Linked DNA regions of Homo sapiens: all the other regions are linked to region 4. A link is an interaction called in ENCODE POLR2A ChIA-PET data of the cell type or tissue named here. Cell type or tissue: CD4-positive, alpha-beta T cell. All regions are shown on one strand.

Region 1 (8,000 bases), 69 kb before region 4:
GGTATGCATCACAAAGACTGATCTTATTTAGTTTCTATCAAGAAAATCCATGACCAGTTCCATAACTTGCCACAAAACTGAAAAACTGTGTGGTTTTGAGTATGTACATTTTGGGGATTTTTCTTTCTGAGAAGGGGGTCAAGAGCATTGGTCAGATGCTCAGAGAGGACCCTTGAGCCAGGACTGCAGTCTCCTGTGCACCGTGGAGCCTGGGAGCATTGGGAAGACCTCGAAGAACTCTGGTTCAAGTAATTGCTACTTTCTGGAGGCAAAAGAACAGTGCCCCTTCAGGACCCACCATCGCCAACCTCACCACAGCCCTCGGAGGCATCTGGAAACATGTCAAAAAGACTTTGGAAAGTATTAATTTGACATATTCATGATGATAAGGTAAACAGAAATAACCTCCTCCATAAAGACAAAGCAGAAACAGCACAATTTACAAGCGAGAAAGAATAAGAAGAAACCTGAAATTGAAATAAACTTCACACTACTCCTAGAAGTGGTTGCTACAGTAGTTTTAAACGCCCTTTAAAATAAAGTCAAAAATACTGAATGTCATAAATTCCATCTGTGCTGCCCTCTGCTGGCTACATGAAAAGATTGTTAAAAGATTGACATAGAAATTGCACCAAAAAATTCCATTACCTGGCTGGGCGCAGTGGCTCACCCCTGTAATCCCGGCGCTTTGGGAGGCCGAGGCGGGTGGATCACAAGGTCAAGAGATCTAGACCATCTTGGCCAACATGGTGAAACCCCGTCTCTACTGAAAATACAAAAATTAGCCAGGCATGGTGGCACACACTTGTAGTCCCAGCTACTCGGGAGGCTGAGGCAAGAGAATTGCTTCAATCCAGGAGGCAGAGGTTGCAGTGAGCCGACATTGTGCTACTGCACTCCAGCCTGCCAACAGAGCGAGACTCTGTCTCAAAAAAAAGAAAAAAAAATTTCATTACCTTTTGAACATATATAGGGAGAGGAGAGGCAATTCATGTTCTACCCAGCGCATGTGCCAGTTCCTATGTGTATATTCACCAGTACTGATTTCCTGAAAGGGCTTTGTTAATATCAACATTGGTTTGCCCTTTGTCCACACACACTGGCTAATTTGAGGGATAGTGATAATAGGCTTCTACTATACAGGCAGACATAGGCAAAAAACTATATACACAATAAATAATAAGTAACATGCTAGAAAGTGATGGGTGCTATGGGGAAAAGAGAAGTATGTGGCAGGGGGTGGGGTCAGGTATTGTTAAGTTTTAAATAAGACGGTCAGAACAGGCATCACTGCAAAGATAAAATTTAAACCTCAGTTACTTCTTCCTCAACTCCTCCAAAAAAATATTCAGGATTCTCTTTTCTAAAATTCTGAGGTATACAAAATACATGTATATTCTTCTCTGAACCTCCTCTATTCCTCACCATGTAGACTAATGAAATTACGCAACACCTGCAAGATTTTATTACAAAGGCCACTTTCCCACAAGGAGACCCGAGCTCCAAGACCCACAGTGACAGTGCGGCGACCGAGTTTCCTACTTCCTCTGTCTTCCTAGGGTAAAAGTATCACTACATGGTAACCTGAGATTCTCTTACTTTCCATCTGAAAGAGCCTAACACTTTTAGAATGCCGACTCTCCCATTTTCTAGCTGCTCTTCACATATTGATTTACTCATCAGAGTAATAATTTGAAAGGCCAGGTGTGATGGCTCGTGCCTATAATCTCAGCACTTTGGAAGGCCGAGGTGAGAGGATCACTTGAGCCCAGGAGTTCAAGACTAGCCTAGACAACATAAACAGACTCCGTCTCTACAGAAAACTAAAAAATTAGCTGGCTGTGGTGGTGCGTGCCTGTAGTCTCAGCTACTTCAGAGGGCGAGGCAGGTGATGACCATCTGGGCTCAGGAGGTCAAGGCTGCAGTGAGCTGTCATCACCCCACTGCACTCCAGTCTTCGTGACAGAGTCAGACTCTGTCTCAAAAATAATAATAATAAAAGTGTACACTGATTTATTAAAAAAAGATTTGACTCTTTACCATGTGTTCATTCTAAATGATGTCTGTTGAACTGTGCCAAGCACTATGTTAGCCAAGAGCTAGACCTACAAAGGTCAAGAAAACAAAGTATCTCCCTCTTCAAAACACAAGAGTTCATTGGAGGACACAGGTAATGGCAGCGCCAAAAAAAAAAAAAAAAAAAAAAAAAGAAAAAACTACATGGCATGCTAAGGATCAGGCTCTGAAGGCCCAGAGTATGCCAGGCTCGTAGAGTAAGAATAGAAAAAGTCCCTGGGAGGGGTGGGAAGATAGTGGCACAGGTATACTAACGAGGGGAGTGACTTTTAAGAAAATGCACACTCTCAGCAGCATTCTCTGGTATTTAGGAAGAGATCTGGGGAGACTCAAATACTGCACTGCGGTCCCAATCTTGAAGGATCTAGAGGTCAACATCTGCGGGGAGGAGGCACTGTCTGGGAGAGGCAGGACATTTTTAGAGAATACTATTCAGTGATTTTAGCATGTTCACAAAGTTATGCAACCACCACCACTATCTAATTCTAGAACATTTTCATCATCCCCAAAAGAAAACCCCATACCCCATAGGAGTCACCCCCATTCCCGCATCCCCAAACCCCTGACAACCACTAATCTACTTTCTGCCTCTACAGATTTGCCTAATACATGGCCTTGTGTGACTGGTTTCTTTCACCTGGCACAATGTTTTCTATGTTCAGCCATGTTGCAGCATGTGTCAGAACTTCATTCCTTTTTATGACTAAAGAATCTTCCCTTGTAGGGACAGACTTCATCTTCTTTACCCACTCATGAGCTGATGGCATCTGGTTGTTTCCACTTTGGGGTTCTTATGAAAACTGCTGCTATAAGCACGTAAAATTTTGTGTTGTATAGGATCTTTAAAACTATATCTATGTTCCACTTTGATTAAAATAAATTTCACAGTATTTTTGGCCCTTGAGCCCCTATGCTCGGGTCCACTCTCACACTGTGGAGTGTACTTTCATTTTCAATAAATCTCTGTTTTTGTTGCTTCATTCAAAAAAACAAAATAAAATAAATTTCACAATATTTTCTACTTTTCTGAACCCTACCCATTATTCAAAGTCCAGCTCTGCAGCCTCCTCCCATCACATGGCTCTCTCACTGTCCGCCACTGCACCCCACACACCGGAAACAAACTAAAGATGCTGACCCACATTTGTGGTAAGTTTCACCTCTAAACATTCTCTGATTCTGAGAGCTACGAGTCCTATCATCAAAAATGAAAACTCTATGGAACCAGCTTGGCGTGGTTTTACTGGATCACTGAGTAGTCATGCCAGGTGTCCCGTCAGCTGGTGTAAGTATTGATCATCCTGCTGTGTGATTAACAAATAGTTTCAACACAGTCCTGGGTCAAAGGAAAATGTTTACACATCCAACAGGCCCAGGTTACTGTAGGGGACAACAATGCCTAGGTTATCAGGAAAGCTCACTGTTTAACTGGATTCAAGGAATAAATTATAAGCACCAGCCATTTAATGATAAATACAATTGATCTTTCTAGTACTTTTATTACTTGAGAGAATACAGGAGAATTGTCTGAAGAAGGGGGTAAGGGAGATTATTCAATTAATTCATTGGGTTTTCTGTATACTTCTAAACCAAATTCAGTTAGGAATTTTTACCAAAAAATTCCAGCCTTAATTCAAGGATGTTTATGAAAGCAAAGTTCTCTGATCAAATAAGAGTAAGTAAAAACGGGTGGGCGGGAGGAGTGTGCTTGCTTTTGTCCCTTGTTGCTTTGGAGATCTACTTTGATACAGGAGCACTGCAGATCCCCTTCCTGTTTCCTTTGCTCTCCTGCCTTACTAATTATATATCACCCCTTCCTTGCAAAACCACAAGACCAAATGTTACAAGTTACAAAATTGGTGTACTCCACCCATCCTTTACTCAGCTGACACAGAGCAAACTGAACCAGCGCGGTCCTGCCACAGCCCTGAAGACGGAACCATCACATGACAGAGGAGCTTGCGAGAAGGGCCCAACACACCCACATACTGTGTGAGGCAGAGCAAAGGTGGCAGCAGTAAGACCACCAAGGTCAGCCAGTCCAAACTTCTTGATACCTGTTATTGATTTAAAAACAAACTAGGCCAGGCATAGTGGCTCAGACCTGTAATCCCAGCACTTTGGGAGGCCAAGGTGGGAGGATCACTTGAGCCCAAAAGTCTGAGACCAGCCAGCACTTTGGGAGGCGAAGGCAGGCAGATCACCTGTGGTCAGGAGTTCAAGACCAGCCTGGTCAACATGGCGAAACCCCGTCTCCACTAAAAATATAAAAATTAGCCAGGCATGGTGGTAGGCACCTGTAATCCCAGCTACTCGGGAGGCTGAGACAGGAGAATTGCTTGAACCCAGGAGTCAGAGGTTGCAGTGAGCAGAGATTGTGCCATTGCACCCCAGTCTGGGTGACAGATTGAGACTCCATCCCCCCTACAAAAAAAAATTTAAAAATTAGCCAAGTTTGGTGGGTGTGCCTGTGGTCCCAGCTACTCAGGAGATTGAGGTGGGAGGATTGCTTGAGCCCACAGGTCAAGGCTGCAGTAAGCTATGATCATGCCATTATATTCCAGCCTGGGTGACAAATTGAGATCCCTGTCTCAAAAAAATAATAATAACAAATAAAAATAAAAAAATAAAAAAAAACCTAACTAAGCAGAAACCATTGTTTAAAATCTAATTATCTTGCTTTAGAAGGCAGGTGGTTTCAGAAAAAAAGAACTCTAAAACAATCTATTTTTGAAGTGTTTTTTTCCCAAGATTTTCTCCAAGCTTTTACTTAATACATTGTTCAGATGTTTCTCTGCCCTAAAAAAAAAATTCCCTTACAGTTCAAAAAATATTCCTAACAGGTTTAGAAGCAGTCCTCAAATTGCAGAAACTACTATTACCCAAAGAAATACCAAGTGCTCCTAAAATAATACCACATACTTATTCCACAAAATATTTCTTAGCCTGCTCCCTCTGGGTCTGAAAAGGATAGCAAATCAATGGCCAGGGGGTGAGAATATGCTTCTCCACGTGCCCAGAAGGAAGGGAACATGAGATATGGGTGCACAGAGTGGCATCAGCTACGGGAAGCTCATGTGGCATCCAGGCAAGTAATTCAGTGGCCTCCACTAGCACATCAGCAGCAGAGATGCAGAAAAACAGATTACTTCAAGATGCGTTTTGGAAGTAGAATAAACCATACTACTAATGAACTGGATAGGCAGAACAAGAGAAAGGGAAGGCTGATATCAAAACATTCAAAACATTTGATGGGAACACCTATGTGAGCGGATATGCTATTTCTCAGGTGGGGTGAATAAAGAGGGACACAGCACCAGGGGCTCTGCTGTGGCCATGCCAACTGTGAGAGACCCTGTAGGTATCCCCCAGGAGATGTCAAATGTGGCACTGGGATGTCACAGCCTGAAGTTTAGGGGTAGGAAGAGGGCTAAGCTATAGCTGATTCTTGCTATTCAAAGTAGTTATTGTTTAAAAAGTTGTTGCTGTTGCCGGGCACAGTGGCTCATGCCTGTAATCCCAGCACTTTGGGAGGCCTAGGCGGGTGGATCACGAGGTCAGAGTTCGAGACCAGCCTGGCCAGCATGGTGAAACCCCATCTCTATGAAAAATACAAAAATTAGATGGGTGAGGTGGTGGGCGCCTGTAATCCCAGCTACAGCTACAGGCAGGGAGTATTGCTTGAACCCGGGAGGTGGAGGTTGCAGTGAGCCGAGATCACACCAATGCGCTCCAGACTGGGCGAGAGAGCGAGACTCCATCTCAAAAAAAAAAAAAACAAAAATAGTCATTGCTAACACTGAATTGGAAAAGACTAAACCGTTGCTCCTAGGGGAAATACAGGTTAGGTTCCTACAGACCTCTGGTCACACTTTTGTCAACTGAACAATACATAACCTTGTTTATATGGGTTTCTGTTTAAAGATGGCTTATTTAATATATATTGTTGTGTTTTGTTTTGTTTAAGACAGGGTCTCACTCTGTCACCCAGGCTGGAGTCCAGTGGTGACATCCTGGCTCACTGCAACCTCTACCTCCCAGACTCAAGCAATCCTCCCACCTTAGCCACCTGAATAGCTGGAACCATGGGCGCATGGCGGGGGGACATGGGCTCTATTTTTAGTAGACACAGGGTTTCGTCGTGTTGCCCAGGCTGGTCTCAAACCCCTGGGCTCAAGCAATCCACCTGCCTCAGCCTCCCACAGTGCTGGGATTACAGATGTGAGCCACCATGCCCAGCCAACTGTTGATTCATTAACATTGAACTCATGGCCAACAGCACTGTAACTCATTCCTGAGCAAAGCTTCGCTAACATACTATATTTTCTCCATAAGGCACATCATGGCCTCTTGTACTTAGGAACAATAGACAGAAATTCAGCATTATGATTAGGGGCTATTTTAAAGAGCAAGTCACCAGCAAAGGCACAAAAATACAAAAAAAAAAAAATGTAATGCTAAATAGACCACATAAAGGTCATTTGTTTACAGTATGAGGGCTGAAACAAGAAATCAGTCACCTTGTTTCACAGTGGCTGGAAATGTGTACACTGAGCAAACTGCATTTTTCACTGCTCTGTGAATGTCCAGAAATGACCACGAAAGGACTACCTTTGGACTGATTTGCGGGTTACAAATAAGCTTTAGTGAGTAGGAAAATTCATGAATACAAAATCCACAAATAACAAGGATTGACTGCATAAACGAAGAAGGAATCAGAGTACAGGTATCTCTCTGCTATTGGTTATATCAAATGATAATTTCATCTTTTTTGTTTTTTGTTTTGTTTTGAGACGGAGTCTCACTGTGTCACCCAGGCTGGAGTGCAGTGGCATGATCTCGGCTCACTGCAAACCCGGCTAATTGTTTTGTATTTTTAGTAGAGACAGGGTTTCACCATGTTGGCCAGGCTGGTTTCGAAACCCTGACCTCGAATGATCTGCCTGCCACGGCCTCCCAAAGTGCTGGGATAACAGGCGTGAGCCACCGCGCCCGGCCTCAAATGATAATTTCAAATAGTCTAGTTCAAAGATCCTATTACTGGGAAAGAAACGGAGAAATTTAACCTATTTTACTAATTTGCAACATATTTCCTAGATGTTTGAAATAAGGACTCCTCCATCTCCCTCTCTTCGCCAGTTACAAGGCTGATCATATGATCTCCATGTTCAGATTTCTTTTTCTATTTCTAGTAGGTTTAGAGCTTGTGAGGAAAAAGGGAAATGTTAGTTATTACTCTTTTCCACTGTAAAGGAGTTTTTTAATAAGCATTTTTATAGAGATTTTCATAGAAATTACCTTTAAAAAGTACCTAATTGGAGTAAAATCTCTACTATCAATAAAGAGTACCAGGGCTACAGGGATAAACAATGCTGCCGATCATCTCAGACAGGACAGAGAACTTCTTTTTTTTGAGACAGAGTCTTGCTCCGTCACCCAGGCTGGAGTGTAGTGGTGTGATCTCAGCTCACCACAACCTCCGTCTCCTGGGTTCAAGTGATTCTTCTGCCTCAGCTTCCCGAGTAACTGAGACTACAGGTGCGCGCCACCACGCACAGCTAATTTTTGTATTTTTAGTAGAGACAGGGTTTCATTATTGGCCAGGCTGGCCGCAAACTCCTGAGCTCATGATCCACCCGCCTCAGCCTCCCAATGTGCTGAGATTACAGGCGTGAGCCACTGCACCTGGCCAAGAGAGAGAACTTCAACAACGTATTTCAGTTTATAATCTTAACCATGTAAATATAAGTAAGGTCACACACCTCATATCACAATGTGATTATACAGATTAAATACGATACTGAAAATGTTAAAATGCCTAATTAAATACAAAGCCATAGGTAGTACTATAACGCATGAATTTTGTTGTTGTTTAGTTCAAGACTAGTCCTGCCAAGACATTCATAATCTTGGGAAACAGGACA
Region 2 (8,000 bases), 81 kb before region 4:
CTACACAAAGACTCAGATAATGGATAAGGGTCAGCTTTCTTCAGAGGGGCAGAATCCAAGCCCTTGTTTCTATTCACCTTCATTAAGAAGAAAGGGCAGTTCTAATCCTCTGTGTAATACCGTGAGCATTCATCTCTGGTGTACTCAACAGGAAAGCCTATAAAATTCAAACCAGAGTGAATCCTCTTCAAAACTTGTCACAGCAGATGGTGATACAGGTTTCTTGCTATGATGTGTGCTTTGTACAATGCCAAACATGCTCCTGCTTAAAAATAAAGATGTAACCATTTCTGATTCTGCAAAATACAAAATCCATAAGGAAGGGAGTGAGAAATATCTAGGGGGATATGAATTGATAGTTACAGCACCTCAGGTCTTCCTGCAAACACCACAACCTGAGCAACTTGTCCAACTAGAGACTACCACAATCACATGGCACGCATTAAAACATGGGATAACCACCGGGCGCGGTGGCTCCCGCCTGTAATCCCAGCACTGTGGGAGGCCAAGACAGGTAGATCACGAGGTCAAGAGATAGAGGCCATCCTGGCCAACATGGTGAAACCCTGTCTCTACTAAAAATACAAAAATTAGCCGGGCGTGGTGGTACGTTCCTGTAGTCCCAGCTACTCGGGAGCCTGAGGCAGGAGAATCACTTGAACCCGGGAGGCAGAAGTTGCAGTGAGCCAAGATCACGCCCAGCCTGGCAACAGAGTGAGACTCCATCTCAAAAAAAAAAAAAAAAAAAAAAAAAAAAAAGGATAACATGGAAAGTTCACGTCAAGGACAGCATTTTAGAAGCAATCTGAAAATCCAGTGTCCCACTGAGGAAGCCTATACTTCATTCTATTTGGCATATTTTCCTACAAATAATACTAGTTTATACACACATGCTATCTTACAGCTTAAAATGTTTTCTCATTTCCACTTTTTTAAATTTTCCAACAAAGCTCAACTGTAACTCTGCATATTTCCTGACAATGAACTATACACTGTTCTCATCAGTTTACAGGTAAGATAAAGACTCAATGAGTACAAATAATCTACCTCGGGTACACTACCAATAGAGCCCAATTCACATTCCGGTCACCGGCTGCATCCTCAGCTCTTTTTTTTTTCTCTTACTGAAATACACAGATTCACTTCAGCTCAGCGTTTACTGAGCATCTGCCATAGGCGCAGCCTGTGCTTGGAGCTGGGATTTAAACAGCTCCAGTCCCTGGCCTGCACAGAAAGTGAAGGCCAGTGGGGACAGGCATGTAAGCCCGTAGCAGCAGCACACCCGGCCACAGCGGCCAAGTGCAGCAAGTACTCACAGAATTCCAGGCGATGCCAAGAGGCTTCAGAGGGGCCAACCTGTGAGCCAGAACTTGAAGGACCAACGGATTCCCCAGATGGACAAGAACAGAATGGTGTATACCAAGCAAGATAAAGTGTATGGAAGTGACAGAGGCCAGCAACAATGGGCACACCACAGGGCAAGGCCCAGGACACAGCAGGGCTGAACTGGCACCCTGAAGGGGGCTTAGTGTCTGCCTGTGAAGGGCCTCAGGTCCCACACCAAAGATTTTGGAATCTATCCCAAAGAGATGCCAAAGAGAGAGTTCAAAGGCAAATCAAGGCCGGGCACAGTGGTTCACGCCTGTAATCCCAGCACTTTGGGAGGCCAAGGTGGGTGGATCACATGAGGTCAGGAGTTCAACACAAGCCTGGCCAACATGGTGAAACCTCGTCTCTGCAAAAAATACAAAAATTAGCCGGGTGTGGTGGCATGCACCTGCAGTCCCAGCTACTCAGGAGGCTGAGGCAGGAGAATCGCTTGAACCCAGGAGGCAGAGGTTGCAGTGAGCCAAGATTGCACTCCAGCCTCGGCAACAGAGCGAGACTCTGTCTCAAAAAAAAAAAGGCAAATCAAGGGGGACTGACATTAACAAGATTAAATAGCTAAAAATAATAATAACTTATGGCAGTTAAGAAAATAGTGCCCAATTAATTAAACTGGTTAATTCTCACTAACACACATATACAGAATGAAAACTGACGAATGTATGTACCAATGTACCAATGTACCAGGTAAAAAAAAGCTTTTTTTTTTTTTTTTTTTTTTTTTAGAGACAAAGTCTCACTCTGTCACCCAGGCTGGAGTGCAGTGGTACGATTTCGGCTCAACGCAACCTCAGCCTCCTGGGTTCAAGCTATTCTCCTGCCTCAGCCTCCAAGTAGCTGGGATTACGGGCTCCTGCCACCACACCCGGCTAATTTTTGTATTTTTAGTAGAGACAGGGTTTCACCATGTTGGCTAGGTTGGTCTGGAACTCCTGACCTCAGGTGATCCGCCTGCCTGGGCCTCCCAAAGTGCTGGGATTATCAGTGTGAGCCATCGCGCCCAGCCAGAAAGCAATATTTTTAACCTAAAAATTGTGGGTTTGAGATTAATGCAGCAGAAGAGTCTGACTTCCTTAAAGAATATTTTCAAAAACCCCCACATACCCTTTCTTAGGCGTGTTCTTTAGGGCGTAAGTCTAGTTAAAAGCAGCTCTATGGAAAGCATAACTGACTCTTAACTTCTGCCCTCCCCTGGGATCTCAGGGACCTGCCAGAGGAAACTCCATTTGTCCCCCTCCTTTTACACCTACCTAAATGCCACTCTGTCTCTCACGGCAATGTCTAAGGGCATCTATTTTAGCAGTGGTTTAAAGGGCAACACTGCCTTCAGTCCCAGGTGACAACACAAGGAAATACCATGGGAGGGGGTAAGGGAAGCGAAGAAGCACCAGTTCTTTAAGGTTACTTGGTCAAAGCAAAGCTGTTCAGTAATTCTACCTCTAAGCTCCCGGCCCCTAACCTCATGCCCCACCCCCATCACTCCCACTGTTGATTAGGGTAGTTCATGTTGACTTTTGAAGCCTCCAGGATAAAAAGTGACTATTACACAGCACCTCCGGTGGGTCTGAAGCTAGGCTCACCCGGAAGGACCAGAAGCAAGTAAGCGTGAGGGACCATGGCCAGGCCCGGCTCACTCCTGCTGTCCCAGCATAGTCACTAGTGTCCTCTTCCACTCTCAAAAGTGTTCCCTTTGGAACTAGATCTTGGCTAGTGTGGACTCACCTTTCAGTTAGAAAAGCACCAAGCAGGCAGTTCAGCCCTGGCCTGGCACGTCCCCTCACTACTGACCCCTCTTCAGATACAGAAGTATCGTTATGGACACCTGTGCATGCTTCCCTCCCAGCGTCCCCCACGCGTGCTGCAGCTTTCAGTGTCGCCCGTGGACACTGTCCAGGATCATTTGCACTTAGAGGTGGGGCTTTCAAATGTGCTTTATAGTGAACCAGAGTGGGAAAAGCCTAAAGAGGACACCCAAGTTTTATTACAACTTTCACAAAATCCACTTGAAACATAGCCAGATATTTATTCCAAACTTAAAAATATCACACATTACCAGCTACAACCCAGTACGCATTTTACTATTTTGTCTTGCAGCATTACAACACCACCATCTGATAAGGTGCCACAATAAAATACAATAAAACACACACACATCCACAAACACAACTCCTGTGTTGACCCAGGGCTTTAAGACACAGCTCTTCAGCAGAATCTCTTGGGATTTAGAAGGCACAGCTTGTCATCCCATTACTCATAGCTCCACTGTTTACAGTACAGGTGTGGAGCAGATAAAGGAAGTTCTACAGACCCTGCCCTCCCAGGCTTCAAACAGTCCTCACCTAACAACCAAAGGGAGAAGACCACATCGTCTTTTCCCTTAGACACATTTTATTTAACAAAACAAGTACTATTTATCCCAAATCTCACTGGTTCTTTCAATCCGATCTCTAATGTCTTTACTTTTTAGTATCAGATTCTTTCTGGATATTTGTGGAATTCCCAGAAGTTCTGACCAACTGTTATTTTGATACAGGAAGTAGACACAATCACCAAGTATGAAGTGGAATCTACCAAGAAACACCCAAGGCGGAACTCTAACGAAAGCAAAGATTGGAGGAGAACTTCTTTGGTTTAAAAACACTGAGTTACCTTAATATCTCTCTCTCTTCTCGCTCTTTCTCTCTCTCTCCTCTCTCTCACTCTCTGACACACACACACATACACACACACACACCCGAGAGAGCCTCAGCTTCCTAACCACTAAGAGACTATGCAGTCTTTCTCCTGAAAACAGTAAGATAAAAACCAGAGTCTAGGTTGGTCCTTAACTCCTCCCCAAAAGGCTCAGTAAACTATCCTCACAGGATTTCACATACTAATGAAAAGAGATACCTAAAACTCCACTCCATATACCCCAAGCCGCATCAGTCCCGGCCGGGGGCTGCGGCTTTGACTCACCGTCCTCCTCTTCGGTTTTAAGGACCATCTTGTTTCCTTACAGCGGGACACGAAAAGTCCGTTCTGTGCTTCCAGGAGAGCGGTAACTTACTGGGAGCCAAGTTTTCCTGTGGGGTCTGACTGGGAGGGGCCGGGGATACCTGTGAAGCTGTCCAGCCACTAGGGCAGCTCAGAGCTGCTTCCTGAACAGACAGGCAATGGCTGGCTGCACGCCTGGGCCAATCAACCTCCAGCCTCCAAAGAAGCGGCACTCCCAGTCAGTGCCACCACCCAGTTCCTGAAGTCGAGCTCAAGCACCTTCCGAGTGTGTTAACCATCTGCTTCCCTGAAAGCAATCTTACACTGGAGTCAAACTAGTTTAGTAGCCACACTTCTAGTCTTTTCTCAAACTCAACCAAAGTCATAGCCAGGACTCACTGCTGTTTTTCTCTTCACTTTCAAGTACAGTTGTCCCTTGGTATCCAAGGGGGACTGGTGCCAGGAACTCCGATGGACACCAAAACCCACGGATGCTTGAGTCCTTAATTATTTGCACATAAGCTACACAAATCCACTCATATACTTTAAATCATCTCTAGATTACTTCTAATACCAAATACAATGTAACTGCTATGTAAACAGCTGTTATGCTATATTGTTTAAAGAAAATGAAAAGAAAAAAGTCTGTATGTATTCAGTACAGGTGTGACCTTTTTTTATTTTCCAAATATTTTCCATCCACAATAGGTTAAATCCATGGATGGGGAGCCCATGGAAAGCCGACTACATTTTCTTAAAATGGAATCATTAAAATCCCTGGTCCCCTCACAATGAGATAATAGCCCATTTCCCAAGAGCATGACTAAGAGATCGTAATCATTACAGCATGTTATGAGGTCACAGGCTAAAAGCAGAAAGCAGATATTAGAGGCAAAAAAAAAAAAAAAATCCAAGGGCCAAACTCCCAATCTAAGTTCAGTTTCATCTCCATTATGATTTCTAATATGCTGCACCCAAAGATTCTTGCCTGCACAGTCCTATCATGTTCATGACACATATTCATTGTTGAAGATTAGAAAATAGTAACAAGGAAAAAAAACACCTTAATCCTATCACCAAGAGATAGCCATTGGTGACATTTTGGTAGACATTTTCCAGACTTTTGTTATAAGTATTATATATATTCTCTCTCTCTTCTATAGATACACACACACACACACACACACACACGATATTTTATATGTCGTTTTATAGCTACTTATTTTTACTTATAACATTTTTTCATGACTGTAAATGGACATCTATCACATTTATTATTCTTCTCAGTCTAGACATAATATTTAACCAGTCCCATATTGTAAGACTTCTAAGTGATTTCCAATTCTTCTACGTATCTCAATACACGTGTGCACACGTTTCGGCACATCTCTTTAATTATCTCCATAGAAAAAAATTCTCACAAGTAGAACTGCTGGATCCAGACATAGCTTCCCACCTCATCATCGTAATAGATAACATTTATTGCATGCTTACTCTGTGCCTAGCTTGATGTGACCTAACTCATCTAATCCTGAAAACATCCCATGGGGTGAGTGTCCTCGCCATCCCCAGATCACAGATGAGGATGCTAGCACCCAGAGACGTTGCATGGCTTGCCAAAGCACGAGACCTGGCTGCAGAGCCCATCCTCCGCACCCTGCTCTCTGCTGGACTCCCAAACCCCTCTCCTATTAGTCTTCATTGTAAATGCAAACACCTGCAGCAGCTTTGCAGGAAGTGCTAGACTTTGGCCAAGTCTCACTGGGGAGCTGGGAACACACACATCTACAGCAAGACAACGGGGCGCTGTCTCCAGTCAGACTCTGAAGGTGCTGACATGACTCCAGGGCAAAGACTTCATCACATTCTCTTCTTTCTTGCCTAATAACAGTTGAATAAATACATATGCATATATTTAAAAAAAAAAAACACTTTGTTTTGTAGAGGCAATTAATATAAACCCAACGTGTCACCTTTTGGTTTAGTATGTCAAAATCACAGTTGTAAGTCCCAGCCTGCACCATTTCAAAACCTATGTTTAATGATTCCCAAACAGCATTTCTATCTTCTGGTATCAGGTCTGATTCACAGCCAGTGATCCCAACTTGTAAGAGGGCAGGTCACTTCTATTTTCTCCCTACTGTCAAATGGTATAGCGTTTCTCTGGAATAGACACCCAAAGGCAGAAAAGCTGGTCATGAGGCCTGAGTACTTAAAGCTTTCACAGATGCTGCCAAAGTGCTTGCCACGTCCCTGATGGGACCAAACTTAACTTCTGCCAGTCAGACAGTGGGAAACGGTTTCTCGTTGTTGTTGGTCATTTGCACTGACCTGATTACTGATGATGCTGATTATCTTTTCGTAAGTTTGAGGTATTTCCTCTTTCATGAATTGCTTTTTCAAAGCCTTTGCCCACCTTTCTATTGCTTATCATTTTTTAAATGATTTGTAGATTACAAATCCTTTGTATGAAATGTTACAAATATTTTGTCATAACCAGTCACTTGTTTTTAAAAAGTTTTTACAAAGATAGTTGTATCTTTTGTCTTATCTGTTTCGTTCAACATTCACTGAGCACATTAAGTGCCAGCCACTAGTGAGACATCAGAGGACTAAAGAGACAAAATGCCTGCCCTCGTGGCGTCTCCACTCTAACGAGATGGGAAAGGTGGGGAAACAAGTAAGTAAAATATGCAGTATGTCAGAAAATAAGTACTGTGGAGTGGGGGAAGTGGAAGTGCAGTCAGGGAAGGCCTCTGCTGAGAAGGGCCAGGAGGCTACTGTGGCTGGAGCAGGAAGAACAGTGTAGGGAGGAGTGGAAGATATGGTCGCAGAGGTGAGGAGGGTGGTAGGCGAACTGCATGGGGCCTTGGCAGCTATTTTAAGGACTCTGGTTTCCATTCTGGGTGAGATGCATAGCTGCTGCCAGGGTTCTGAGCAACAGAGCATTTTGTGGCTTCCTTTGTAACAAGACCACTCTGGCTGTGGGGAAGAACAGACTGGAGACAGCCAGCACAGGAGCTGGAGACCAGTTGGGGGGCTGCTATAGTCATCCAGGTGAGACGGGTTGGCGGCTTACTTGATAAAAGTGGCCATATTCTTGCTATATTTACTTTCAGGGTACAGCCAAGGATGTCCCAATGGAGTCCACGTGAGGTGTAAAAGAGAGAAGTCAAGGGTGACTCCGAGCTTTCTGGCCTGGCAAGTGAAAGAATGGAGCTGCTATCTTTTCTTTTTTTTTTCTGAGACTGAGTCTCGCTCTGTTGCCCAGGCTGAAGCGCAGTGGCGCGATCTCGGCTCACTGCAACCTCTGCCTACTGGGTTCAAGCAATTCTCCTGCCTCAGCCTCCCGAGTGGCTGGGATTACAGGTGCCTGCCACCATGCTGAGCTAATTTTTGTATTTTTAGTAGAGGCGGGGTTTCACCATGTTGGCCAGGCTGGTCTCGAACTCCTAACCTCAAATGATCCACCCACCTTGGCCTCCCAAAGTGCTGAGATTACAGGCGTGAGCCATTGCACCAGGCCTGGAGCTGCTATCTTCTGATATGCTGCCAACCAGGTCCCCCATCTCCACTCCCCACAGCCTCTGCCTTAAAGGCCCCATCATTCCTTCCACCCACCCATGGCCTCACAGGTC
Region 3 (8,000 bases), 58 kb before region 4:
GCCAGGCTGGTCTTGAACACCTGATCTCAAGTGATCCACTCGCCTCGGCCTCTCGAAGTGCTGGGATTACAGGCATGAGCCACCGCGCCCAGCCAAACTGTACACTTTAAATGGATACCATTTATTCCATGTAAATTATACCTCAATAATTTTTTTAAAACAAGGAGAAGGAACCTGAAAAGTCTGCAGCAAATAGACAAATGGAAATTAATGTGCTCATCATCACCAATTAAAGGTGCTGAAAATGTCAGTTAGTACCCCTAGTTTGCTAATGAGGCTATTTGAAGTCCTTCAGAGAACTGAGTGACACAGTGAGACCCCATCTAAAAAACAAAAAAGAATTTAAAAATCTGTCTATTCAGAACTAAATCATTATTTGAGTGGACTCATCTTCAAAAGTCTTTAACACATTTTGGGGACACAGATGTCTATTAGAAAATACCACTGGGGTGAGAGGATCACTTGAGCCGAGGAAGTCAAGGCTGCAGTGAGCTATGATCATGCCACTGCACTCCAGCCTCGGTGACAGAGCAAGATCTCATTTAAAAAAAAAAAAGCCTTCATAATCACCAGGAGACACAAGGATGCTGAGAGGTTAGGAACACAAAGTTCAACCACTGGCCTATATTCCAATAAACATGGCAAAAATTAGACTAAGATTATTCACAAGGCGGAATTTCAAGGTTTGAATTTTTTTCTTTTTTTTCTTTTTTTTTTTTTTTTTTGAGATGGAGTCTCGCTCTGTCGCCCAGGCTTCCTGGGTTCACGCCATTCTCCTGCCTCAGCCTCCTGAGTAGATGGGACTACAGACGCCCGCCACCATACCCAGCTAATTTTTTCATACTTTTAGTAGAGACAAGGTTTCACTGTGTTAGCCAGGATGGTTTTGATCTCCTGACCTCGTGATCCACCTGCCTTGGCCTCCCAAAGTGCTGGGATTACAGGCGTGAGCCACCATGCCCGGACTCAAGGTTTGAATTTTCAACATAACTTAAGAAACCCTCATCCTTTGGGGGGATGACCGTGAGTGCAGTTTAAAAAAAAGAAAAGAAACCCTCCTATGAATTAAACAGGTCTTGGTTAGAGGTCAAAGTTCTCCTTCTAATTAGAATGTAAGGTACCTGAGAACTCTATTCATGTCTAAATTGCAAGGCCCATAGAGTGTCCAGCTCATTATAGGTGTTCAATAAGTATCTGTTGAATAGATGAATAAAAAACGACCTGGGAAAGAAGCTGCTATAATTTTCCCATTCTAATACATGTAAACACTAGCCGAGGTTCTTAGAACAAAGTTCATTCTGCCAATGCTGAGAGAGGCAGGAAAAAATTTTAATTATATCAGCAACCCAAAAGATTAAAAAAATATTCAGCCGGGTGCAGTAGCTCATGCCTGAATCTCAGCACTTTGGGAGGCTGAGGCGGGCAGACTGCCTGAGGTCAGGAGTTTAAGACCAGTCCGGCCAACATGGTGAAACCCCTTCTCTACTAAAAATACAAAAAAAATTAGCCAGGCATGGCTACTTGGGAGGCTGAGGCAGGGGAATTGCTTGAACCAGGGAGGTGGAGGTTGCAGTGAGCCAAGATCGCACCACTGCACTCCAGCATGGGTGACAGAGCAAGACTCTGCCTCAAAAAAAAAAATTCAAAAAAAAGTTTAAAAAAATAGTAATTCAATGTCAGGAAGGATAAATTAACAAGTATCATCATATACTGGTATGAGGTGTAAACTGATTCACACTTTCTGAAAACCCATTTGGCAGTACATATCAAGAGACTACAAAGTTAAACTCCCTAACCCAGTAAGTCCACTTACAGGAATCTAGCCTAAGAAAATCACTGGAAATGTGAGCAAAACTTTATCCACAAGAATGTTACAGGATTCTTTCTTACAGGAACAAAGTGGAAACTTCTAAATAACAAGACAGGATGATTAATTAAACTATGCTCCATCTATATCATGCTGCCTTTGGCCGAGGCCCCAAGCATCCCTGCATGTCCTTGCTGAGAGTGCCAAACTGCAAGGTCTGTCTTCTTGTAGCTGGCGACATGAAGTTGGTCAAGGAGACTGTAGCATGACATGCCCCCATTGAGGAGAAGAAGCCTGGCCTGTCTATCACTTGCTATAAAAAGTGCTAAGCCCAGGCCCGGTGTGGTGGCTCACGCCTGTAATCCCAGCACTTTGGGAGGCCGAGGCAGGCAGATCACCCGAGGTCAGGAGTTCGAGACCAGCCTGACAAACATGGAGAAACCCCGTCTCTACTAAAAATAAAAAATTAGCCGGGCATGGTGGTGCATGCCTGTAATCCCAGCTACTCGCTAGGCTGAGGCAAGAGAATTGCTTGAACCCAGGAGGCGGAGGAGGTTGCAGTGGGCCGAGATTGCACCATTGTATTCCAGCCTGGGCAACAAGAGTGAAACTCGAAACTCCATCTCAAAAAAACAAAAAAGAAAGAAAAAAAGAAAGGAAAGTGCTAAGTCCTTGGTGGTCCTTGGTTCCTCAGCTGTAGGCAAACCCAATTCATGCATAGACATCATCTGGGCCCATCATGTCACCCCACGAGACTTGAGGTCAGGGGCACCAGCACTTTCATGCTGATATTCCTGCTATTTGCTGTGCGATGTGTACTAATCTGCCTCATTCTGATCCAGTAGGTCTCGTTATCTACTTTCGGCATCCACGGAGTTATGGCATGTGCTTGTGGCCCTAGCTACTCAGGAAGCTGAGGTGGGAGGATTGCTTAAGCATAGGAGATCGAGGTTGCAGTGGGCTATGACAACACCACTGCACTCCAGCCTGGTCAACAGAGTGAGATCCTGTCTCAAAACAGAAAGAAAATTTCCATAATAATAATTTTCTCAATGTTTGCCAAAGTGCTAAAGTAAGAAGGGCACAATTGTAGCCAATCGAAGCCCACTGCCTGAGGTGGCTTCATTTTCAGACTATATGGCAACTGCCCCGAGGAAGGACTAAAAGGTACTCTCCAAAGACACTCTGGGTAAGTGGACGCAGCCTCAGTTCTTCGTAGGTCTCATGCGCCTAGCAGTCTACATCCCAGCGCCAAGCCTCTCTTTCATCCAACGGGGTAGGCAAAGGGGTCTTTTTAGGTTGCTTCCTCACTGTTGTACAGATCAGGGCTCTAAAACTGGCACCTGGCCACTGGCTGCCTAGCAACAGCTGCAACATAAAGAGACGGTATCTCTTAAAAGGAACAAAACAGAAAACCACACAAAGACACATGGGGAAGCTAAAGTGGGTAGGTAGCTATATACTTGGTAGCTATAATAAAGGAGTAAAAACAAAAATCCAAGGTTGGTTATTCTTGCTTCTTTCATCTGTTGAGCCTCTTCTTAAAAACCTCTGTAAGTTCAAAACCCTCCAAGCGGAATACTGAATGGCTTAAAGCAAAACCACATAAATTAGATAGTTACAGCTGAGGAAATGCATTCAACACTCAGCCATCCCTTCCTACAATCATGGACGCACAAATTCTTGTGAAATCATTTTATACACTCAACACGGGAAATGAAGGGAAGCATCTCTGGCCAGGCCAACTCAAGCCAGAGCCTGCCTGTGTGATGTGACCTTGGAGAGAACAGTTAGAGGTTCTGAAGCGTGAGTTTCCACACCTGGGGTCCCCAAATTTAGGGGCATTAGAAGTATATTTGTGTGCATGTGTGTACAAGCATGTGCATGTATGTACGTATTTATTCATTCACTCATTCCTGGATCTGCCCTGGTACGTTTGGTATGGCTAGAGTAAGGAACCAGAATAAATGGCTTTTTTGAAAGATTCCTCCAGGGATTCTGCGGGTTAGTCAAGTATGGGAACCACCATTCTAACCCAAATTTACTAGATTACGAACTTTAAAAGGGAAGGCTAAACAAACCACTTCTGCATGTTCATCTGCCTAGGACATCTGCTACCACAATTGCAAAAGGTGCCCATGTGGAACGGAAAATACATGGTTGAATTTTACAAATTTAGACATATAAAGCTAAAAACTCAAGAAACACTGAATTCCCTCTTTTGACTACTGATGTTTTAATTCTGGCCTCTATCCAAATAGCAGGTTTATATATATATATATATATATATATATATACACACACATACATATATATATGTGTATATATATATATATACACATACATATATATATGTATATATATATACATACATATATATATGTATATATATGTATGTATATATATATACATATATATGTATATATATGTATATATATATATACATACATATATATGTATATATATATGTATATATATATACACATACATATATATGTATATATATGTATATATATAGTTTAAAAGAAAGCAACAACATTCTACTATCTTAAAACCCTCTTTTCTAAACACTAGAAAATCAAAAATCGCATTACAACAGAACTTAAGACTTTTAAATAGAAGTGAAAAAGTAATTTTACACAAAAAGCATCATATACTTATCTTTCTAAAAGTTACAGGTATCAAGTAAGTCTGATGACATCACTTCTCAAAATCAAAATATATCCCAGATGCTCCTCAACTTACAATGGGGTTACTTCCCAATAAACCCATCGTAAAGTCAACCATAAGTCAGAGACAGTCTCTATATATTTTCTTGATAAATGGGATACCCACCTCCCGGGTTCAAGTGATTCTCCTGCCTCAGCCTCCTGAGTAGCTGGGACTACAGGCATGCACCACCACACCCGGCTAATTTTTGTATTTTTTGTAGAGACAGAGTTTCAACATGTTGGTCAGGCTGGTCTCGAACTCCCGACCTTGTGATCCACCCACCTCGGCCTCCCAAAGTGCTGGATTACAGGTGTGAGCCACCGCGCCCAGCCTCGCGATTTCCAAGTTTTCAGTCACATAGCAATGCTACAATAAACACCCTTGTGCACACATTCTGGTACACAACAGCAGTTCCCCACCTTCTGAGTCCCAACTCAAGAGGTTCTTGTTTTCAGATTTCAAGTTTCAGATCTCCAAGGGGAACTAATTCTCACAGGAACTGCTTTTTCTAGTCCTGCTCTAGGCTGGAATGGGGTGATGTGTAACCTATTTTTGTGTTAAAATCAATTGACCTTGGGAACGTGATAATACAGGGAACTAAAAGCACTCACACTACTCAAAGCTTATTAAAACCTCTTTAAAAATCAAGAGGCAGGGGCCAGGCGCGGTGGCTCACGCCTGTAATCCCAACACTTTGGGAGGCCGAGGCGGGCGGATCACGAGATCAGGAGATCCAGACCAGCCTGGCTAACACGGTGAAACCCCGTCTCTACTAAAAACACAAAAAATCAGCCGGGCGTGGTGGCGGGCACCTGTAGTCCCAGCTACTTGGGAGGCTGAGGCAGGAGAATGACGTGAACCCGGGAGGCGGAGCTTGCAGTGAGACGAGATCACGCCACTGCACTCCAGCCTGGGGGACAGAGCGAGACTCCGTCTCAAAAACAAAAAAAAAAGAGTGTTATTTTTAAAAACTTTTTAAAGCTTAAATTCCTCTTATTAGAATGCTATACACACACATTTATACGTTTGAGAAAACAGTAGTCCAAAGCAAGAGCAGGAAAGGGAAAGAACAGTAGTAGTCAGCTAGACATTTGGTTTTGTATCCTTAACATCTATTCTGAGTGGAAATTAAACCAAATGAGCCTTTAACATAAACGTTTGAAAGAGTAACAGCATCTGGCCTGCTTCCTCCATACAATGAGGTGTCCATCATGTGACATGGGGGAAAACAGCAGATTTCTGGAAAAATAATTACCAAATAATGTTGTGCCAACATCTTCTAGAATAATAAACTTCTTTTTCCTATCAAGGTCCATTGTTCAGGGACATTTCCATTACCTGACAACAGGAAAAATTATCTTTACTCTCAGAGTACAAAAACATTCCTAAGAACAGAGAGCAACAACATAACCTTCTGACTCAAGATAGTCTCTGTTCCGGTAATTTGATGACAAATAGTGTTGCTGATCAGCAGAATATAGAGTGGAAAGGGCGGCTTTTTTGCACATGCCTTCCCCTACCTTTGAATTAGGAGCACTCTTCTAAAACTAGAAATGCTTCACGAAGTCAGACAAAGTCTACAAAGTACTGCAATACTTAATACCCATGAGGCACACTTCCATAAGAAGAAAATGATATGCAGGAAGGATTAAACTGCCCATTCTCACAAGAAACATTCCATGGGCAAAGGCACTAAGGTAGATGTATAGATGTAGTCGGCAGGATAATGGTCCCAAAGATATACATGTCCTAATCACTGGAACCTGTGAACATGTTAAATTCCATGGCAAAAGGGGATTAAGATTGCAGATGGAATTACATCTCCTAATCAGCCAACTTTAGAAGAGGGAGATTATCCTAGAGTATCCAAGTGGGCACACGGATTCTTCCAAATGGAAGAGGGAGGCAGGACAATCAGTGTCAGAGTGATGAGAGGTGAGACTCAATCAGCCACTGCTGGCTTTGAAGATGCAGGAAGGAGCTAAGAGCCAAGGAGTGTGGGCAGCCTTTAGAAGCTGGAAAGGTAAGGAAGTAGATCTTTCCCTAGAGCCTCCAGAAAGAAACACAACCCTGCTGAAATACATTTTGGCCCAGTGAGACCCATTCCAGACTTCTGGCCTCCAAACTGTAAGATAATAATGTATATTGTCTTAAGCCACTAAATTTGTGATAATTTGTTATGGCAGCAACAGGAAACTAATACAATGGAAATGTCCGTCCGGCTGCTTTCTGGATGTTTTTAATCTCAAAAAAAGACTTTTGGCCAGGCACGGTGGCTCACGCCTGTAATCCCAGCACTTTGGGAGGAAGAGGTATGTGGATCACCTGAGGTCAGGGGTTCGAGACCAGCCTGGCCAACGTGGTAAAACCCTGTCTCTACTAAAAATACAAAATTAGCCAGGAGTGGTGGCATATGCCTGTAGTCCCAGCTACTTGGGAGGCTGAGGCAGGAGAATCGCTTAAACCTAGGAGGCAGAGGTTGCAGTGAGCCGAGGCCGTGCCAAAAAAAAAAAAAAGACTTTTAATCCCTCTCAAGATACACACATTTATATACACATTTGTCAAACACCTTAATACTTCCTAGAATAAAGTGGATTCACACCACAAATCACCTTACTGTAGGTTATAGAGTAGTCCCTCCTTATCCACAGGGGATACTTTCCAAGACCCCCCACGGATGCCTAGACCACAAATAGTAGTGAACCCTATATACAACATGTTTGTTCCTATACATACATACCTATGATAAAATTTATAAAGTAGGCAGAGATTAATAATAAACTAATAATAAAGAACATTATAATAAATAATAAAGAACAATAAGTTGTTCTATAAAATATGCTGTAATAAGAGTTACGTGAATGTAGTCTCTCAAAATATTTCCTTGTACTATACTCACATATTTTCAAACCACAGCTAACTGCAGATAATTGAAACCATGGAAGGTGAAACCATGGATAAGGGGGAAAGTATGCTAGCCTCCTCTTAAAGAATTTATTTGCTACACTCATCTTTCAAACATAGAATAGGCCAGGCGCAGTGGCTCACGCCTGTAATCCCAACACTTTGGAAGGCTGAGATAGGCACATCACTTGAGGTCAGGAGTTTGAGACCAGTCTGGCCAACATGGCCAAACCCTGTCTCTACCAAAAATAAAAAAATTAGCCAGGCACAGTGGTGTGCGCCTGCAGTCCCAGCTACTCGGGAGGCTCAGGCAGGAGAATCGCTTGAACCCGGGAGGCAGAGGTTGCAGTGAGCCAAGATCCCATCACTGCACTCCAGCCTGGGTGACAGAGCGAGAGTCTGTCTCAAAGAAAAAACAAAACATAGAATAATCATTTTCTTCTTTTTATAAGCTCACAACTAATACCATAAAATAATATTTCCATCTAAATGTCTTTTTTTTTTTTTTTTAAGACACAGTCTTGCTCTGTTGTCCAGGCTGGAGTGCAGTGGCACTATCTCGGCTCAATGAAACCTC
Region 4 (8,000 bases):
ACGTTGCTGGAATGGACCAAGGAATCATTCATCTGGTACCACTGTCCATTGCTTGCCTGAAGCAGCCAAGGATGTTGCAGAAAACAAAACAATCAACAAGCATCCCATTATCCTCACTTTTTAAAAAGGGAATAAAAAATCTGTTAGTTGCTACATTTCCAAACACTATTAATAATCAACAGGTAACAACTTCTATTAAAACGTGTAATATTTTCATAACTCGGAATGTGACCCCAAAGTGTGCTCTGCGTCCCAGTTCCTTCCTAGTGCCCCAACAGATAGGAACTGTCCCTTCTAAAGGACATTCAGGCAGTGTCATCACCATGGCCGATTTTGCCAGGGTTCTAAGGATGGCACCAGAAGCGGCTGCCTCTTCCGTGTCTCCCTGCAAGTCTGAGAACACTAGATTCTGGTGCAACACTTCTGTAAAGGGCATCTTTTCACTCCACGCAGAGAGGCAACAACGAGGACTTGAATACAACCACAAAACATCACACTTTTCACAAAGTAAGTGCTCTACAGAGGCCGCATCTGGATGTGCATGGGTGCTGAAACCTGTCCCAGGAGGCAGCTGCACTGACACAAGCCTCTCACCTTCACGTAGCAGTAATAGTGCCCGGCATGGCAGCTGTAGCCCGAGTGCACCAGGACAGCATAGAGTCCATACATGACAGGATCACCATTATTCTGGGACATATACGGACGTATGTTGAGGAATTCCGGATAGCCTACATCCTGTTTGAAAAATCAAGGAAAAGACAAATAAAATTCACTTTGAGAGTAAAGATCAATTTGCCCTTTCCATCCACAACCACACAAAATGCCCAGCTTGTCTGGTCTTTAACAATTTGGGGGCCGGGCACAGTGGCTCACGCCTGTAATCCCAGCACTTTGGGAGGCTGAGGCAGGGGGATCACCTCGAGGAGTTCGAGATCAGCCTGACCAATATAGCGAAACCCCACTTCTAATAAAAATACAAAAAATTAGCTGGGCATGGTGGTGCACTGCCTGTAATCCCAGCTACTCAGGAGGCTGAGGAACAAGAATCACTTGAACCCGCGAGGCAGAGGTTGCAGTGAGCCGAGATCGAGCCACTGCACTCAGCCTGGGCGACAGAGCGAGACTGTCTCAAAACTGCCCCGCCACAAACAAGAAAAAGACAATTTGGGGCGAATGGGTGTGCAGCAACGCTGTGCAGGAGCTCCCCCAGGCAATGATTAAAAACCAAGATGCTGGCCAGGTGCGGTGGCTCACGCCTGTAATCCCAGCACTTTGGGAGGCCGAGGCGGGTAGATCACAAGGTCAAGAGATTGAGACCATCGTGGCCAAGATGGCGAAACCTTGTCTCTACTAAAAATACAAAAATTAGCCAGGCGTGGTGGCACGTGCCTGTAGTTCCAGCTACTCAGGAGGCTGAGGCAGGAGAATCGCTTGAAACCAGGAGGTGGAGGTTACAGTGAGCCGAGATCATACCACTGCACTCCAGCCTCGCAACAGAGCGAGACTCCATCTCAAAACAATCAAAACAAACAAACAAAGAAAAAACACCAAGATGCTGAGAAGTGAGTCTTCTCCAGCCAGCCTATGGGAAACTTTATTGTCCCATCAAGCAATGCAGGATCTGTTCTTGTCTTTGTCAAGCATCTCCATTAGTTCTCTCACCACCTGGTTCCTAACGATCAAATGAGAAGGGTCACTCATTTTCTTTCCCTCCACTTTACAGGAACATTGTTGGTGGGAGAAAAGGGAGAGAATGCTGGGTTTTAGATCTTCAGAAATAAAAGTGCTGAATTAATATAGCCAACTGCTACCGCAAGTAAGACTTTTAATCAACTGGATCAGAAGAAAGGTCATGCTAAAATGTCTTCCCAAAACTGACCAATTTTTCATAGAAAAAAATACACGCACACATATACATAACATGCATACATATATGCATACATGCACGCATAAAATACATGCACACATATATACATACATGCATACATACATCGTATACACACATGCACACATATATACATACACACACACATATGCATGCATACACATGTACGCATATACATACATGCACAACACATACATGCACGCACACATGCATACGCACACATACACACACATATACACACATGCATGCACACACATATACATACACACACATATAATACGTGCACACACATATATACATACATGCACACACATATATTCTTAGCAGTAATAGTGCCTGGCATGGCAGCTGTAGGCTGAGTGCACCAGGACAGCACAGAGCCCACATGACAGGATTGCCATTATTCTGGGTCATATACAGACGTGTGTTTAGGAACTCCGAAAAACATACGCATAATTTTTTTTTTTTTTTTTAAGAAACACAGTCTCGCTCTGTCACCCAGGCTAGAGTGCAGTGGTACATTCATAGCTCACTGTAACTTCAAACTCCTGGACTCAAGCAATCCTCCTATCTCTACCTCCCAAGTAGCTGGGACTATAGGCACGCGCCACCATGACTGGCCAATTAATAAAAATTTTTTAGGCCGGGCATGATGGCTCACACCTATAATCCCAACACTTTGGGAGGCCGAGGTGGGTGGATCACTTGAGGTCAGGAGTTCAAGACCAGCCTGGCCAACATGGTGGAACCCCGTCTCTACTAAAAATACAAAATTTAGCCAAGCATGGTGGCACACATTTGTGGTCCCAGCTACTTGGGAGGCTGAGGCAGGAGAATCGCTTGAACTTGGGAGGCAGATATTGCAGTGAGCTGAGATGGTGCCACTGCACTCTAGCCTGGGTGACAGAGTAAGACTCCGTCTCAAAAAAAAAAACAAAAAAACCAAAATTTTTTTGTAGAGACAGGGTCTCACTATGTTGCCCAAGCTGGTCTTAAACTCCCAGTCTCAAGCAATCCTCCCACCTCAGCCTCCCTAAGTGCTGACATTAGAGTTGTGAGCCATTGTGCCCAGCCTAAATCATTTTTTTAAACTGAGTTGTGGGATTTGTTGAAATGCATAGATCTTCAGTATATAGATCAAAGAGTTTTGACAAGTATATACTGATGGACATGCAGAACATCAACTAGAAAATTCCCACATCCCAGTCATTGCCCCCATCTCAAATATTCACTGTTCTGATTTCTGTCACCATTAATTTTGCCTGTTCTTAAACGTCACATACCATCAGTCATGTGCCACATAACATGTTTTGGTCAATGACAGACCACATATACAACAGCGATCCCATAAGATTATAATACTGCATTTTCACTGTACCTTCTCTATGTTTAGATACACAAATACTTCCCATTGTGTTGCAACTGCCTACAGTATTCAGGACAGGAACAGGCTGTGTAGGTTTGTGGCCTAGGAGCAATGGGCTATACCATACAGCTGGCTCCGTCATCTACGTCTGTGTAAATGCACTCTATGATGTTCACACAGTGACAGAATTGCCTGGTGACACATTTCTTAAAACATGCCCTTGTGGTTACACGACACCTGAGTCTACGACATTAAGAATCTGCAAACACATTTGAGAAATGCTGACCTAAGCAAGCCCCCACCACTACCAGTGAGGAAACGGAGGCTCAGCCAAGGGTGTCATTCCAAACCACATAACCAGGCTCTCAGAACAGAACTCTAGATTTTTATGAGATACAGACATCTACTGGGCACGGTGGCTCATGCCTGTTATCCCAGCACTTTAGGAGGCTGAGGCAGGCGGATCACCTGAGCTCAGGAGTTCGAGACCAGCCTGGCCACCATGGCAAAACCCCATCTCTACTAAAAATACAAAAATTAGCCAGGTGTGGTGGTGGGCGCCTTAATCCCAACTACTCTGGAGGCTGATGCAGGAGAATCACTTGAACCCAGAAGGTGGAGACAGCGCCACTGCAATCCAGCCTGGGCATCAGAGCAAGACTCTGTCTCAAAAAAAAAAAAAAGAGAAAAAAGAAAAAAGAAACACATCTTCTATGAAAATGCCACTATAGGCCAGGTATGGTGGCTCACACCTGTAATCCCAGCACTGTGAGAGGTCAAGGCATGCAGGTCACTTGAGCCCAGGAGTTTGAGACCACCCTGGGCAACACAGCAAGATGCTGTCTCTACAAAAAACTTTTTAAAAAATTAACCAGGCATGGTGGCATGTGCCCACAGTCCCAGCTACTCAGGAGGCTAAGGCAGGGGGATCGCTTGAGCTTGGGAGGTCAAGACTGTAGTGAGCGCTGATTATGCCACTGCACTCCAGCCCAGGTGACAGAGTGAGACCCTGTCTTAAAACAAAATGAAATTTAAACAATAAAATACCATCGTGTCAAAAGTAGTTTTTCTAAACTCCATATTTCATAAAAAGCCAGAGCATGCAACGGCACCTGTTCTAGACATCAAAAGGACATGGACAATGCAAGTCCCACCGCCCAGTGCTCATCACACTCATCTGGAGAACCCTGAAAGTCCCTGCCAGGACCAGCCCAAGCACAACCAGAAGCTGCGGTAAATCCATTAAGACAGTGGCCCTGGAACTTGACTGTGTATAACAAGCATTCAGGGATTTTGCAAAAATGCAGATTCCTGGGCCCTGTCCTCCAGAGATTCAAATTCACTGGCACTGGGATAAACCCAGAAACGTCTATTTTTAAAAGGCGTCCCAGGTTGCTTCCCCTCTCTGTGACTGTCTTCCCGTCCTGGACAAGGGCGAAACTACAGTCCCTACTTCACAATATGTGTAGAACCTTTAGAACAGGGACAGGTACTGTGTAAACAGCAGCTATCAAACTCGTGGCTATCACTTTCTTCGTGTTATTCTGATGCCGACTGTGGCCCACGGAGCTGCCTGGGATGGTGTCACGAGCGCTCACCTTGGTGATCTTCCCCCCGCTGAAGTTGGCAAAGCGCTTGAGGGAAAGGGTTAAGACGTTGGATGTTCTGTGGATGGTGAAGCGCTTGCTGGCTGGAACCTTCTTCTTGCATCTATGAAGAAGGTGATGAGAAAGATTAATGAATGATTGATTCGTGCTCTGAAAAATGTTGTCTTAACGCTAAGTTAATAACAGCAACAACTGCTCTGTAATAGTGGAATCTTCATCAATGAGATTTCGACCTTCTGCTCCTCTCAAAATCACATTAAGCATGCCTCAAGTAAAGGAAAGCTACCACAGGGAAATAAGACTACAGAAAGTGGGAAGATTCTAAAGCAAAAAAATAAAAGTACTGTACCCACCAGGAAACTAAATAAAATACAGGAAAAAGTTGCTTTGGGCCAACACAGGAAAGAGCAAATTAAAGCAGATGTGGCTGAGTGATAAAACGGGCAGGCAGGAAGTCAACGTAAGCAAAGCTAGAAGATGCGCAAACACAGGGAGAGAAAACAGAAGCAGAGGCGCGCAGCTTGGAGAGCTGCAGGAAACAGACCTAAAGAAGAGTAAAGCAGAATTAAGAATATATTCTTTAGTGCCTACAGCTTTACAAGGACCTAGATATAAAGATATTCAGCCGGCTGTAGTAGTGTGATCCCAGCACTTTGGGAGGCAAGGCAGGAAGATCACCTGAGTTCAGGAGTTCGAGACCAGCCTGGCCAACAAGGTGAAACCCTGTCACTACTAAAAATGCAACAAATGACAAAGTAAGAGTTCTATCTGCAGAAACGGAAAAATGTCCAAAACCAGTTAAGTAAAAAATGAAAGCCAAAGAAAACACTCCTTAAGAGGCAAGAGAGCAGCTGGTTGGGCACAGTCCCTGGGGCGGCCGCCCGGTGCCAGCCAGTGTGAACTGATGTGAGCTCGTGCTCTGCCACGTCCTCTTGGTGTGGCCCCATGGCTGGTCACTTCACTTCTCTGTGCCTCAGTTTCACCATCCCTAGCAATGGGAAACCACAGCCCCTACTGCACAATATATGCGGCATCTTTAGAACAGGTATGGTGTAAACTGTAGCTATAAAAATCATAGCTATTGCTTCATTCGTGTTATTTAGAAGTTTGAGTTTTTAGGACACACATAGGTTCCTCAAGAAATGCGAGCAGCGGTCACCGCTAAGGAAGAGTGGGTGGGCACAACACTGTCAGGTGAGGGGACTTATTTCCCGTCTGGTATCAGTCTTCTGCCACAAGCAACGTGAAACTTACTTAGCACACATGTAGGCATTCTCTCCACTCAGGACATCTGCTTTCACAAAAAGTTCCAGAGCACGCACAATATTCGCAGCTTGCTGAGGAGGACAAAAACAGGGAGTAAAATACACAGCAGAGGAAAAAGGCTGATTCAAGAAATGCCAAATTTAAGGTCTTTTTTAGGCTGAGGCAGCAAATCACAGAACTTAGACTCGCATAAAAATTTGCCCACTAGCTGCCAGATTGGGACTCCTTCTCCAGAGACAAGAAATGAAAGCAGCCAGGAACAGCGGCTCACGCCTATAATCCCAGCACCTTGGGAGGCCGGGGCAGGAGGATCATTGAGGCCAGGAGTTTGAGACAAGCCTGGGCAACATAGCAAGACCCCTGTCTCTGCAAAGAAATTTAAAAAATTAGCCAGGCGTGGTGGTGCATGCCTGTAGTACCAGCTGTGTGGGAGGATCACTTAAGCCTAGAGGTCAACACTACAGTGAGCTATGATTGCGCCACTGCACTCCTGCCTGGGCCACAGAGCAAGACCCTGTCCCTCAAGCCCCTATAAAAAAAAAGCAAAGCAAAGAAATGACAGCTGCAGGTCTGCCATGAATCAGTCACTTTTATCAGGATGATCTTGTAGCTGGACCTGCTCTGGAGCTTGGGTTGGCCCAGCAAAGGCAGACCACCCTCCCGCACCCTGTAGCTGCAGCAGGATGTGCGACAAAGCCAAGGCTGCTCTCCCAGGTGAGGCCCACAGAGCCACCAAGCTCCAAAGGCTGCACGCCGCCCAGAGCACACAACAGACTCTCCTCAAGCCCTGGGGACAGCGTTGTTCCTGTTCATGCTTCAGGACACAAAACCCAATTTTACCATTTTTTTCTTTAAATAAAAGGATACGCTTAGGAAAAACTCTAGAAAAAAACAGGTAAAGACAATGGTCTGTACTGCAAGGCGGCAGGGAGCAAAGGAGTTTTCTCCCTATCTATTTTGATCTGATGCCTTTACTGTTCTGCGGGTTCTGTTTCACCCTCTGGCCTCGCTCTCCTACTGCAAAAGTGAAGGGCAGGACAGATCTGTACCCGGATCTCCAGCGCGACGTCCAAGTAGGGGTCGTAGGTGTCCGAGACGCTCTTGCACACGGAGCACTTCACTGCAACAGAACAGAGGCAGTGGAGCAGGTGGGGCCTGGCAGAGGCACTCCCAGCTCCCAAGACCGAGACCCAGCAGGGAGGCAGACTCTCAGCAGGGCTTTGGCCAAAGATGAGATTCCCACTAGCCCCTGAAGCATCCTGGTGTCCGAACAGAGAGCTCTCTTTCACCACTGAAGTTCACAAAGATGGATGTCAATATCTTTGCACTCACAGGGCCCTCCCTGCCTGGACTGCTGACCACCACGTGCGGTACTCTCCTGCTGAGGGAGAGCAGAGGGAAGAGCTGCCTCCTCCCTGCACGCGTGCACGGCACTTCCTAATGAGAATATATATATATATATATATATATATATATATATTTTTTTTTTTTTTTTTTTTTTTTTGAGATAGAGTCTTGCTCTGTCACTCAGGCTGGAGTGCAGTGGTGGGATCTTGGCTCACTGCAACCTCCACCTCTTGGGTTCAAGCAATTCTCCTGACTCAGCCTCCCAAGTAGCTGGGATTGCAGGCATGTGCCACCGCGCCTGGCTGATTTTTGTATTTTTAGTGGAGACGGGGTTTCACCATGTTGGCCATGGTTGGCCAGGCTGGCCTCGAACTCCTGACCTCAGGTGATCCTCCTGCCTCGGCCTCCCAAAGTGCTGGGATTACAGGCGTGAGCCACCACACCCAGCCCTCGTGGGAATATTCTAACAACTGCTCCAGTGGCCAGGCGGGCCAAGAGTCTCAGAGGAAACCATGGCTCAAGACCTCAG

Evidence for each region. Peaks named below come from ENCODE experiments on the same cell type or tissue, not always from the same donor. Only the 100,000 strongest peaks of a DNase experiment are listed, where the experiment ranks them.
Region 1: POLR2A ChIA-PET joins it to region 4 with 14 read pairs; 10 of 35 experiments call an interaction of 5 or more read pairs at or near these places.
Region 2: POLR2A ChIA-PET joins it to region 4 with 10 read pairs; 9 of 35 experiments call an interaction of 5 or more read pairs at or near these places.
Region 3: POLR2A ChIA-PET joins it to region 4 with 17 read pairs; 9 of 35 experiments call an interaction of 5 or more read pairs at or near these places.

Annotation. Positions count from the first base shown.
Region 1 is chr17:78,744,962-78,752,961 of GRCh38, forward strand. All of the region lies in intron 1 of CYTH1 (cytohesin 1), which reads right to left. Among named protein-coding and RNA genes, the nearest start is that of CYTH1, 33 kb to the right of the region's middle. RefSeq lists enhancers at 3,953-4,012, 4,073-4,142. In CD4-positive, alpha-beta T cell, CTCF peaks have their summits at 626 (motif pointing left) and 825; DNase peaks (open chromatin) are centred at 580, 2,780, 3,270 and 3,980; H3K4me3 peaks cover 1,877 bases; H3K27ac peaks cover 7,605 bases.
Region 2 is chr17:78,732,348-78,740,347 of GRCh38, forward strand. The region is part of intron 1 of CYTH1 (cytohesin 1); the gene reads right to left. Among named protein-coding and RNA genes, the nearest start is that of CYTH1, 46 kb to the right of the region's middle. RefSeq lists enhancers at 1,480-1,539, 7,307-7,596. In CD4-positive, alpha-beta T cell, CTCF peaks have their summits at 4,445 and 4,673; DNase peaks (open chromatin) are centred at 3,688, 4,084, 4,574, 5,194 and 1 weaker place; H3K4me3 peaks cover 3,804 bases; H3K27ac peaks cover 3,669 bases.
Region 3 is chr17:78,756,282-78,764,281 of GRCh38, forward strand. The region is part of intron 1 of CYTH1 (cytohesin 1); the gene reads right to left. Among named protein-coding and RNA genes, the nearest start is that of CYTH1, 22 kb to the right of the region's middle. In CD4-positive, alpha-beta T cell, no CTCF peak of the experiment used is centred here; DNase peaks (open chromatin) are centred at 2,720 and 3,170; H3K4me3 peaks cover 1,542 bases; H3K27ac peaks cover 6,184 bases.
Region 4 is chr17:78,813,818-78,821,817 of GRCh38, forward strand. USP36 (ubiquitin specific peptidase 36) reads right to left here. Exons shown (of 21, transcript NM_001385174.1): 8 at 7,174-7,244; 9 at 6,113-6,195; 10 at 4,850-4,961; 11 at 595-735; 12 at 1-56. Among named protein-coding and RNA genes, the nearest start is that of USP36, 23 kb to the right of the region's middle. In CD4-positive, alpha-beta T cell, no CTCF peak of the experiment used is centred here; DNase peaks (open chromatin) are centred at 3,434, 5,324 and 5,733; H3K4me3 peaks cover 557 bases; H3K27ac peaks cover 4,741 bases.